Linked DNA regions of Mus musculus: regions 1 and 2 are each linked to region 3. A link is a loop called in an ENCODE intact Hi-C map of the cell type or tissue named here. Cell type or tissue: left cerebral cortex. All regions are shown on one strand. Links, peaks and the distances in the headings refer to the core of each region. The heading gives the core; the rest is flanking DNA.

Region 1 (3,163 bases), core at 356-2,855, 240 kb before region 3:
CAACTATCAGAAAGCAAGAATAAAGAAAGCCCCTGTGCCAACTGTGGCCCTTAGCAGCCACTTCTGCTGATATCGTCATAATCTCTGACCAGTGGCACATCCTCTTGAGCAAAGCCAAGACACACCAGACACATTTTACAGCATGCCCAGGAATTAAAACGTACTCACACCAACAAAAGTACCATGGCCTTCTTCAGCTAATAAAAACAGAAAAGCCCCGGATAGCGATGCCATCCATATAAGGAGTCTCTCCTCAGTTAGAAGTCTATGCAGTCTGAAAGCTCAACTTGTCAGTGACACAAGGACAACTGCATGATACATCGGGGCAAGAGAAGGAGAAACAGTCAGACAAACTGCTTCTACAACATAATGAAGTTCCTTCAAGCATACCCAGTCCCCCACACTTAGGACACAGAGAGGGTCACAGTATCATGCCTTTATGGGGGTGGGGAGGATGACAAATGTTTTTCATTTGCTTTTCTGGTGCTTTTTTTTTATTTAGAGATGTCATCCATAACAAATACCTTCGTGGGCAGGAAAGTATCCAAAGGCCAAAAGAGAACGGCTGTAAACGTGTTTGGGGGCCTGGGTTACACTGACGGGATTCATCCAAGAGGTACTAACAGCAGCAGCTGCAAGGCCTGGAGAAGAAACTGCAAGCGTGTGGAAGAGGCACTGCCTGGGGGCTCAGTCCATGGCTAGAGCTTGGGAAAAGAAATTATCTATAAATTCCTTTATTAAATTATTAAAAGGACATCATTTCAGTGACACTTTGTAGAACACAGTGGAACAGGCTTCATTCAAGACCTTGCAGGAAGGGCAGGGGCCATGCAAACAGGCTCTTGGATGTGGCCCAGCAGCTGGGGATGTACAGTCAAGGAGAAAGGAGGGCTCTATGGACATCTACTCAGGGTAGACATCAGAAGTCAGAAGCATTCTGGGTAAGTGAGCAGGATTCCTGCTAAGATTGCTCTGGGTGAGCACACGTCTCCAGGACAGGGTATGGGATGAAGAACCCAGCAGACACTGAAGCTGATGAGAGGTTAAGGAAGGAAGATTCTTACTAAGGCAATGAACACCAGATCTCCTGACACCATCATGGTGTGTGTGTGTGTGTGTGTGTGTGTGTGTGTGTGTGTGTATGGGGGGGGGGGTGTCTGTGTATGCCTATGTGAATGTCTGCTATCTACATGACTAAGGCTAAACTTCCTACTACCTGTGACAGAAGCCAAGCTTTTAATAATGCAGCCTCCAGCTGCCTGGCACACATAAAGACTAATTCTTCCTGACCCGATCCACCATGAATGAAGTCCTTAAATATTATCAGATAAAGTTCTAGCAAAGAGGAACTCCCATATGCCACAGATCCTTGTGACAAGGAACCACCATTAGCAAGAGGCAACAGAACCTTGCTTTGTCCTGAAAAATACCTCTAACTATACCAGGAAGTTTCTCTAAATGGTATAAAATCGGTGATGTCAGAGAAAGCAGTGGTGGGAAAGGAAGTAGGGTGGAACCAACAGACACCAGGTAAAGCCAGTGTAACCTCAAAGGGCTACACAGAGAGGGAGATGGGGAGCCCCACTTCAGGCTCAAATACTAGTGGATTCAGTGGCTGTGGTCAAGAGCATCCACAAGGGGGCATTAGAGCCCTAAAGTGCACCCCATGCTCTTTGGTATGCCTCCAGTAAGAAACAATGTAGGGCCTTCCTTCCCCAGAAGGGAAATCCCAGTCACTGACCATGTGTGGCTGAAGTGAAGCCCTAGACACCACCACCACCACATGCCCAGAAGATCTGAAGACCCACAAGTGACTGCCTGACTCATCCGAGACAGAAAGCCCTGGTGTGGGAGACGGACCACCACACTGGAGCCTCGTCCCTGGCTCAGCATTTGCTGCCAGTTTTGCTGTCCCCTGCATCAAAAACAACGCAGAAAAGGCTCTGGGCATCTGTGGGATTACAGATGATGACAGGCAAGGTAAAAGGTAAAACAAAAGCAAGCTGCTCAAAGGAAACAGATGTTTCTGGGACAAGAAACTATCTCTTAAAAAATCTCAGTGAGAGGGCCAAGGAGCAAGCTTAGTGGCTAAAGCAGCTGCCAGGTAAAGCAAGAGTAAGGACAGGAACGCAGCTCCCACAACCAAGTCAAAGCCAGGTGGGCGCGGCAGCCAAGCAGGGACAGCGGATGCTTTGAGTCAGTTGACTAGTTAGACTGGCAGTCTGGGCGAGCTCTGGGTTCCATTGGAAGACCCTGCTTCCAAGAATAACGTGGAGAACAATTGAAGATGCCCAACATCAACCTTCAGCCTCCATTTGCCTGTGTACACACACACACACACACACACACACACACACACACACACACACAAACAATGCACACCACATATACATTAAAATCAAAATTAAATAAAAATCTTGGGCCAGCGAGATGGCTCAGCAGGGGAAGATGTCTGCCGCCAGGTTTGATGACTGAGTTTGGGCCCCAGAACCCACAGAGTAGAAGGAGAAAACCAACTCCTGCAAGCTGTCCTCTGACTTCCACGCGCATCCCATAGGACACAGGCAAGTGTATGCATACCCACCCACAAATATCATAAAGTTAGAAATAATCCCAGCGAGCAGACAAAACAGGGGTTATTGTGACTGGCATATTTATGAATCCCTGGGTTCAATCCCCTGCGTGAAATAAAACCAGATGTGATGGTGCACATTTGTAATCCCCACACCTGGGAGGTAGAGGAGGAGAGTCAGAAGTTCTAGGTCCATCCTCAGCTACATAGTGAGTTTCCAGGCAAGCCTGTGGTTTCTGACATGGGAATACAACTCCATAAGGGAATTATTCATAAAAAAACAAAGACTGCCTGGAATGTTTAAGAATTTTGAAATGTTGTATAGAAATGTTAGATGGTAGAGTTGAGAAACCCTTTGCAGAAAACAGAAGGAAAGAGGTGGGGGGGCGGGGGTGGATCTTGTGTCAGCTCAAGAACTCCAATAGCCACATAATAGGCTTTCCAGGAAAAATAAAAGAAGAAAGCGGGGAATGTGAGCTTAGACCTAGATAAACACAAAATACAACGCAATATAAAGCCGTGTGCAGCAGCAGTGGCAGCAGCAGCGAGTGCTCCAGCCGAGCGGCACCTCAGCCTTCTCTACCTTGTCGT
Region 2 (3,163 bases), core at 356-2,855, 240 kb after region 3:
TCAAAGCAGATGAGGAAGGACGGTACCAAAGGGAGGTCAGTGCCATAGCCACCATTCAGCCTTCCTGACGTAGGGACCGCCCGCTCTTCCCATCCCCCTCCCTCCCGGGCCCCCGGGCCCTGGCTAGGCTGCACATGTGGCATGGTACAGAACTGTCTCCTTCACTCGGAGTCACGGCTCCTCTCTCCAGACCTGTCCAGATCCTGCTCTCTATTCTACATAATGACTGACTGACCCCTGGGACCCCAGCGGTGTCAAGCAGGACAGTGTGAGCCAGGGCTGGTCAGAGCCAAGCTGCCTTTGACAGTCTGTCCACCACAGAGATCCTGTGACCATAGGGATACAGGGCTGAGAGACAGAATTCCCTCTCGGAGATAGCAGTCACTGTGGAGAAGCCTCTGAGGACATGACAAGGGACTCATGGCTGTCACAGACTCCCATTGCTCTTCCACAAGATCCTGACTCCTGGCCTGAAGCAGGCATCCGTCTCTGATGGCTGTGACCCTCAGGCTCAGCGGCAGTAAGTGATTAATAACATGGAGCACTCATTTCCTTGCTCAGCACTCGGTAGGGCTGGCTTGGGGGAAAACCCAAGCTGTGTACGGCATCCCTAGGGTAGAGAGCTTACCTGATGGTCCAGACCCGACAGGAACATGGTTGAGGATAGGGCTTGAGCAATGCCAACCAAACCTGCCCCACACACTAGAGCAGGACGAATTCCCCTGCCCTAGGGTTTTCGGCAGGTGAGGTGATGAACACACTAGAGATGAAGATGGGTTGTCCTGGCAGAACAGGACCTGAGGAAGTGAAGCATGGGGCTGGAGCGAGACCACTCGGCTGGTGCCTAAAGTCAGAATGTCCGTGAGCTGGAGCTCTGTAAATGTCAGAAATGCTGGCCATCTGCTGGGGCCATCACTCTGAGGACAAGAGCATATTAATTGATGAGCCTTGGAACTCCTGGAGCCACCGTGGGTCAGGAGGCCCCACAATAGCTACTGCATCCCTCGTACACCTCTCAGCCCACCAGTGAGGTTGCCAAGGTTGCTGTTGATCTTTGCTGTTTTTCCATCTACAACGGGAATGGCCACTCCTCCCACACATGTGTGCACGCATCTATATTCTCAGACTCGTCAGGCTGAGCCGTCTTGAGCCTGCATCTTGTGCTCTAGGGTTCTCTTACCCCGACATCGTTCACCAGCCTTTAGACCAACTTCCCAATTCAAGGCACTGTGGCCAGCCAATTACTCTTCCTCTTAAATGTTTAAGGAGTTCTCCTCCACGATCGGCTTCTAAGAGGACATTGTGATCAGATAGCACCCCATTTCCACCTGACAGAAATGCACAGTATCTTGCCTGGCCCTCTCCCTGAACTGGACACTTCTGCCACATAGCTGCACACAGAGGCACATGTGCATGCAATGTGTGCACGAGCACGTGTGCACACATACATATGCACGTTGCACATACAGCACGCACATATGTACACACATATACAATACACATACACATTTACACATGATACACACAACCACACACATATGAGACACATACACAAATCACACACAGATATACTAACCAGACCTATCACACATACACACACACACACACACACACACACACACACTCAAGAAGCATCAGAGATTAGTTTCTTCTCCCATCCAACGAGACTGCCTCAGAGGCATTCCTGATGATTTGGCGCCCCCTGCTGGAATAACATTTAAGTAACTCAGTCTGTGGTAGATGAGGTAGACTTAACATACTTGCAGAAGGGAGAATTACATAAAGGAATGTTTCTGACCCAGCCTACAACTCACTATCCAATTCTGTCTTCTTTTTAAAATGTATTTTAATTAACACATAGTAATAATACATATTTATAAGGTCCAATGAGGCTCTTCAATACAATGCATAATGACCAAGTCAGGGAAACTGGCCTATTGTCTCAGACAGACAGCCTTTCTTTCTGTTGAGAACCTTTACAACCCACTCTACTGACTACATTAAAATATTCATTTTAAATCACTGTCAATCACAGTAATTCTATGCTGTAAAACATTTTGAAGAGACTGGAGAGATGGCTCAGTGGTTAAGAGTTCTGGCTGCTCTTGCAGAGGAGGTGGGTTTGTTCCCAGCACCCACCAGATGCAGTTCCAGGGGATCCGACACCCTCTTTTGACCTCTGCAAGCACCAGGCATGTACATGCAGGCAAAATACTCATGCCTATAAAATAAGCATCCCTTAAAATTGTAGTAGAGCATTAGAAAGCTTATCCTTCCTGTCCCTCATAGTTTCATAAATGTCAGAACCTGGACACGCCAGGGAAGAGGGACTCTTGGCTGAGGGACTGAGCTGCCTCCATCAGACTGGTCTGTGGACTTGTCCGTGGAGCATTGTCTTGCTGATTGGTGTGGAAGAGCCCAGCACACTGTGACTGACGCCACCCCTGGACAGGTGTGCCTCGGTTACATAAGAATCAAGGCACTGAGCAGTGTTCCTCCGTGGTTTCTGCCTCATGCCCCTGCCTGAGCTTCTGCCTTGGCTTCTCTTGATGGTGGACTGTAATCTTGTAAAATGAAATAAGCCCTCCCTCTCCTTCCCCTCCCCGCTCCCGGCCGTGTGGCTGTTAGTCATGGTGTTTATCACAGCCACAGAGAAGCAAACTAGATCTCTGCCATCCATGTGCACACACACCCATTACCCAGCCACTCTAGGAAACATTAGTCTGGTCTCTGGTTCTTTGAGAGCAACATTATTCTGCTTAGTGTCACACCCCCTCCCCCTCCCAGGCCATCTAAGGCTACCTCATGAGACTCTTCAACAGATAGATAGATAGATAGATAGATAGATAGATAGATAGATAGATAGATAGATAGATGGATGCATAGATGGATACACGGATGGATGGATGGATGGATGGATGGATGGATGGATGGATGGATGCATACATGCATGCATGCATGGATACACAGATGGATGGATGCATGAATGGATGCATGGATGCATAGATGGATACACAGATGGATGGATGGATGCATTCATGCATGCATGCATGGAAGGAATGCATCACCCCACTCCCTTCCTGTAAGGTTTCTGCTGAGCAGTCTGCTCTTTGTGAGGATTCTGTCACATATGAGTCTTCAGCTTGCTGCTTGATGAGTCTCT
Region 3 (3,163 bases), core at 405-2,904:
CAGCGCCTGTTGTTTTTAGACACTCCGCTTGTGGTAGTTGCTAGGGAACCTAGGAGACTTATCTAGCATGCAGTGAAAAGACACTTGAGCAAAGGATTTCCCTGTGAAGGTAAGTCCAGGGCAGGAGGGATAACGAGGCTGTGTCTGACGTTCACCCGTCTCCCGCTTAGGTCATGGTAATTGTCTGAAACTCCAGCACTCAGCTCACTCCACTACTTACGATTTTGAAGTCCAGCCAAATGCCCTGGAAAGGCTTTTGGTGGCCCCATCTACCCACAACGGTTTTGTGAGGCCCAGGCAGACAAAACAGACACAGTCTGGATTGCAAAGGTCTCACCAAAGGTCTTTCCAAGACACCGCTGTGTTTAACCAGTCCCAACAGGGAACTTGCAGCACAGCTTAGTGTGTCAGGGAAGTCACTGGCTCAGAGTTCTAGCCCCTCCTTGACTCCCCTTGCTGTCCTTTTACCCTCAGAATGTGTTCCCAGGCCCTCCAGAACCAGGGCCACTCTGCCCAGAGGTGTGCACGCATCCTGAATGTCTAACCGCACCTCTCCTTGCTTTCTGACTCTCTTGACAATTTTACAGCAGGAAATTTGTACCAAGGGAAATGAGAATTGAAAATGCCGGATGGACGGCTGATTGCACATGCAAACCACTGCAGGAGATCAGATGCAAGGCGGCGGCAGCAATGTCTTTGTATTTACTGAGACTTGAAATGTTTGCGTTGCTTAGTGGAATCCTGGTGAGCTGCGGGCATAGCCTTTGATGCTTACGCCGTATGAAAATTCATTTGTGCGCTCAGCTAGCTCTGGGGAAATACCCTGATCTTTGGCGAGGTGAGCTTTATAGATGCTCGGCTTGTGAGACAGTTTCCTTGTTCCCACAGACTTGGGTGGTTCCTTCTAAACATCTTACTTAAGAGCAAAATACCTTTCTCTTCTCTTGTTTCTGCCCTGCATTCATCCGCTTGCCATTACTCTAACGATGTGTCTGCGGCAGACCATTTTTATTAAGAAGTTCATTTAGCTCAGCTTCAGAGGCTGAAAAATCTAAATATGGTTCAAGCTTCATCAATCACATCAGGTCAAGAGCACACCTGTCTGTGTGGCCTCCTGCCTTCTCTTTATAAATTCACCCTAAGGACCTAATTTCATATTAGTCATTTTTCTAAGTCTCCGCCTTTCCACGCCATAGGCTAAACTTTCACCTCCTTGGAGCTGGGCTATAGCTCCGTGTTAGGGCACTGGCCTCCCACGTGAGACACCATGGGTTCCGTTGCCAACGTTGCAAACCCAGAGGTTGCCATTCTCAACCGACCTTGGGGTTAACCTCTTTCTTGCTGTGTTCACACTCTAGCACTGCCCTTCCCTATCAGGGTCTCTTCTGTACAGAGAGGAGCATCATGCACAGAATAAAATTGGCACTGGAACCTGCCATCAGGAAATGCCAGGTTCCAGTCCCCAGGCGCATGTCTAAAAGCTCTGAGCTCCTGTTAGATCACATACATGCAAAGACAATCAAGGAATGTTTGTAAAGCCAGAGGAAGAAACGCCCAGAAGCACGTGACTGTCTGTGTGCCCCAGGTTCCCTCCCCAAGCCTGGTCCTCTCACTGTTTTTAAACAAGGAAGACTAGTTTTATCCTCTTTCTCCTCACGTCAGACAAAAAGCGATAAAGGGTCCGGTCGGGAGCAGATGGTTATCTGAAATACTGGCTTTGCTGGGAGGCGCTAGGGGGCTCATCTTCCTTCACAGGCAGCTTCTCAGTGCTGCTTGGAAGCTACAAGGATTGGCGAAGGGTGGAGGAAGGCTGGGCCAAGTGTACCAGCCATCTGGAGCTGAAAGCTATTCTGGTCCTGATCTGAAGAGATGGGGAGCCGGCACCCTAGGTCTTGGAAGGGAAGGTGTCCTGAGGGTGGGGTGGAGGCAAAGAACAACAGGAGAGCAGAAGGTGGTGGCTTCGTGGGCTGGAAGCAGTTGGGCACTCTAGGCATATCACCAGTGTTTACTGATTTCTACAGAGATTCTTGATACACTCCCAGATCCACCCAAGACACAAACAGCTTGTCCCCAGTGACACAGGTGGTCTCCTCCTACATTGATCCTGAAGGGATAAATGCACATCACCCACCACATAGAAACCGATGGGGCCATTCTGTCAGTCCAGTCTGTAGAAAAGGCGTGTGTCTGCTCTTCCATAGTGGGCTTTAAAGACAAGATCAGGCCTCACTCAGTGGTTCCCCTTCACCTTGCTCTTGATGCTTTGTGTCTTGTAGCTGACACCGTCTGTGATGAGAGGCACTTAGTGCTCTCTAATCGGAAGCCTTCCCTTCCCCAGGGACCTGGTGCTGATGCTGCATCCTGAGAAGCTACATTGTGTCTCTAGGAAAGCAGCTCCAGGAGAACCTTCTACTTTTTCTGAATTGGTGTCTGGAGGTGATAGCATTTCATCCCGGTGGTTCAGGGTGAACAGGAAACATTGACTCGAAAATTGACCCAACAGAGTTAACAAAGAGTTGGCTAAGATACTTTTCAGAGTGAAGGTAATGGAGGAGTTCTCCTTTCCAATAACTGTAAATGATTAAAGACTAAAACAGACATTTTTCTTTTGGATAGATTTAACCAGGCCCCATTATCTGGGGTGTGTTGCTCACTGTTGACTTACGACCCCATGCTGCTGCTCCACTACCTCCTTGTGTCTCACTGTCTAGCTGTAGGCAATGTCCTTGGCCCCCAGCCAGCCAAGAATATCATTGAGCACCATGGATGCAGGCATGTCCAGATGTGTCTGTAATCAATACACAACTGTTATTCCCTCTGATTGCAAGGGAAACTTGCCACATGCCCACATCACTCCTGAACTCCACCTGTGTTTTAGGAGGGCCATTCTTAAGTGCAGAGCAGAGAGCTCTCACATGAGTCTCCTGCTCCAGAACATTCATTTATGTCTAGTTGTTCGGTACAAACCTGCTCTCCCCACCCACCCTGATGAGCAGGGTAGTCTCTCCACAGCCAAGCAGAGCTTGAGAGGACTTCAGTGACCACACTTCCAAATGAGGAAAGAAGGACATGCTAACATCCCTTAGGCCCCTGACCAGGCATCACTCACTTTGTCCTTATGATACTGCATGAAATAGACACATATGTGTTGAGTGGTGCGTGA

What was found. Peaks named below come from ENCODE experiments on the same cell type or tissue, not always from the same donor. Only the 100,000 strongest peaks of a DNase experiment are listed, where the experiment ranks them.
Region 1: it touches region 3 in a loop (2.4-fold over the local background); 13 of 42 quality-filtered maps call a loop at or near these places.
Region 2: a loop joins it to region 3, with 2.4 times the contacts of the local background. A loop is called at or near these places in 2 of 42 quality-filtered maps.

What each region holds. Positions count from the first base shown.
Region 1 is chr11:7,139,182-7,142,344 of GRCm38, reverse strand. It overlaps Adcy1 (adenylate cyclase 1), which reads right to left. Exons shown (of 20, transcript NM_009622.2): 8 at 3,156-3,163. Among named protein-coding and RNA genes, the nearest start is that of Ccdc201, 48 kb to the left of the region's middle. In left cerebral cortex, for the core only: a CTCF peak has its summit at 1,618 (motif pointing right); a DNase peak (open chromatin) is centred at 1,645.
Region 2 is chr11:6,653,635-6,656,797 of GRCm38, reverse strand. It overlaps the pseudogene Gm11978. Among named protein-coding and RNA genes, the nearest start is that of Ramp3, 3.3 kb to the left of the region's middle. In left cerebral cortex, for the core only: a CTCF peak has its summit at 1,727 (motif pointing left); a DNase peak (open chromatin) is centred at 1,696.
Region 3 is chr11:6,898,125-6,901,287 of GRCm38, reverse strand. No RefSeq gene overlaps it. Among named protein-coding and RNA genes, the nearest start is that of Adcy1, 160 kb to the left of the region's middle. In left cerebral cortex, for the core only: a CTCF peak has its summit at 1,740; a DNase peak (open chromatin) is centred at 1,768; H3K27ac peaks cover 2,025 bases.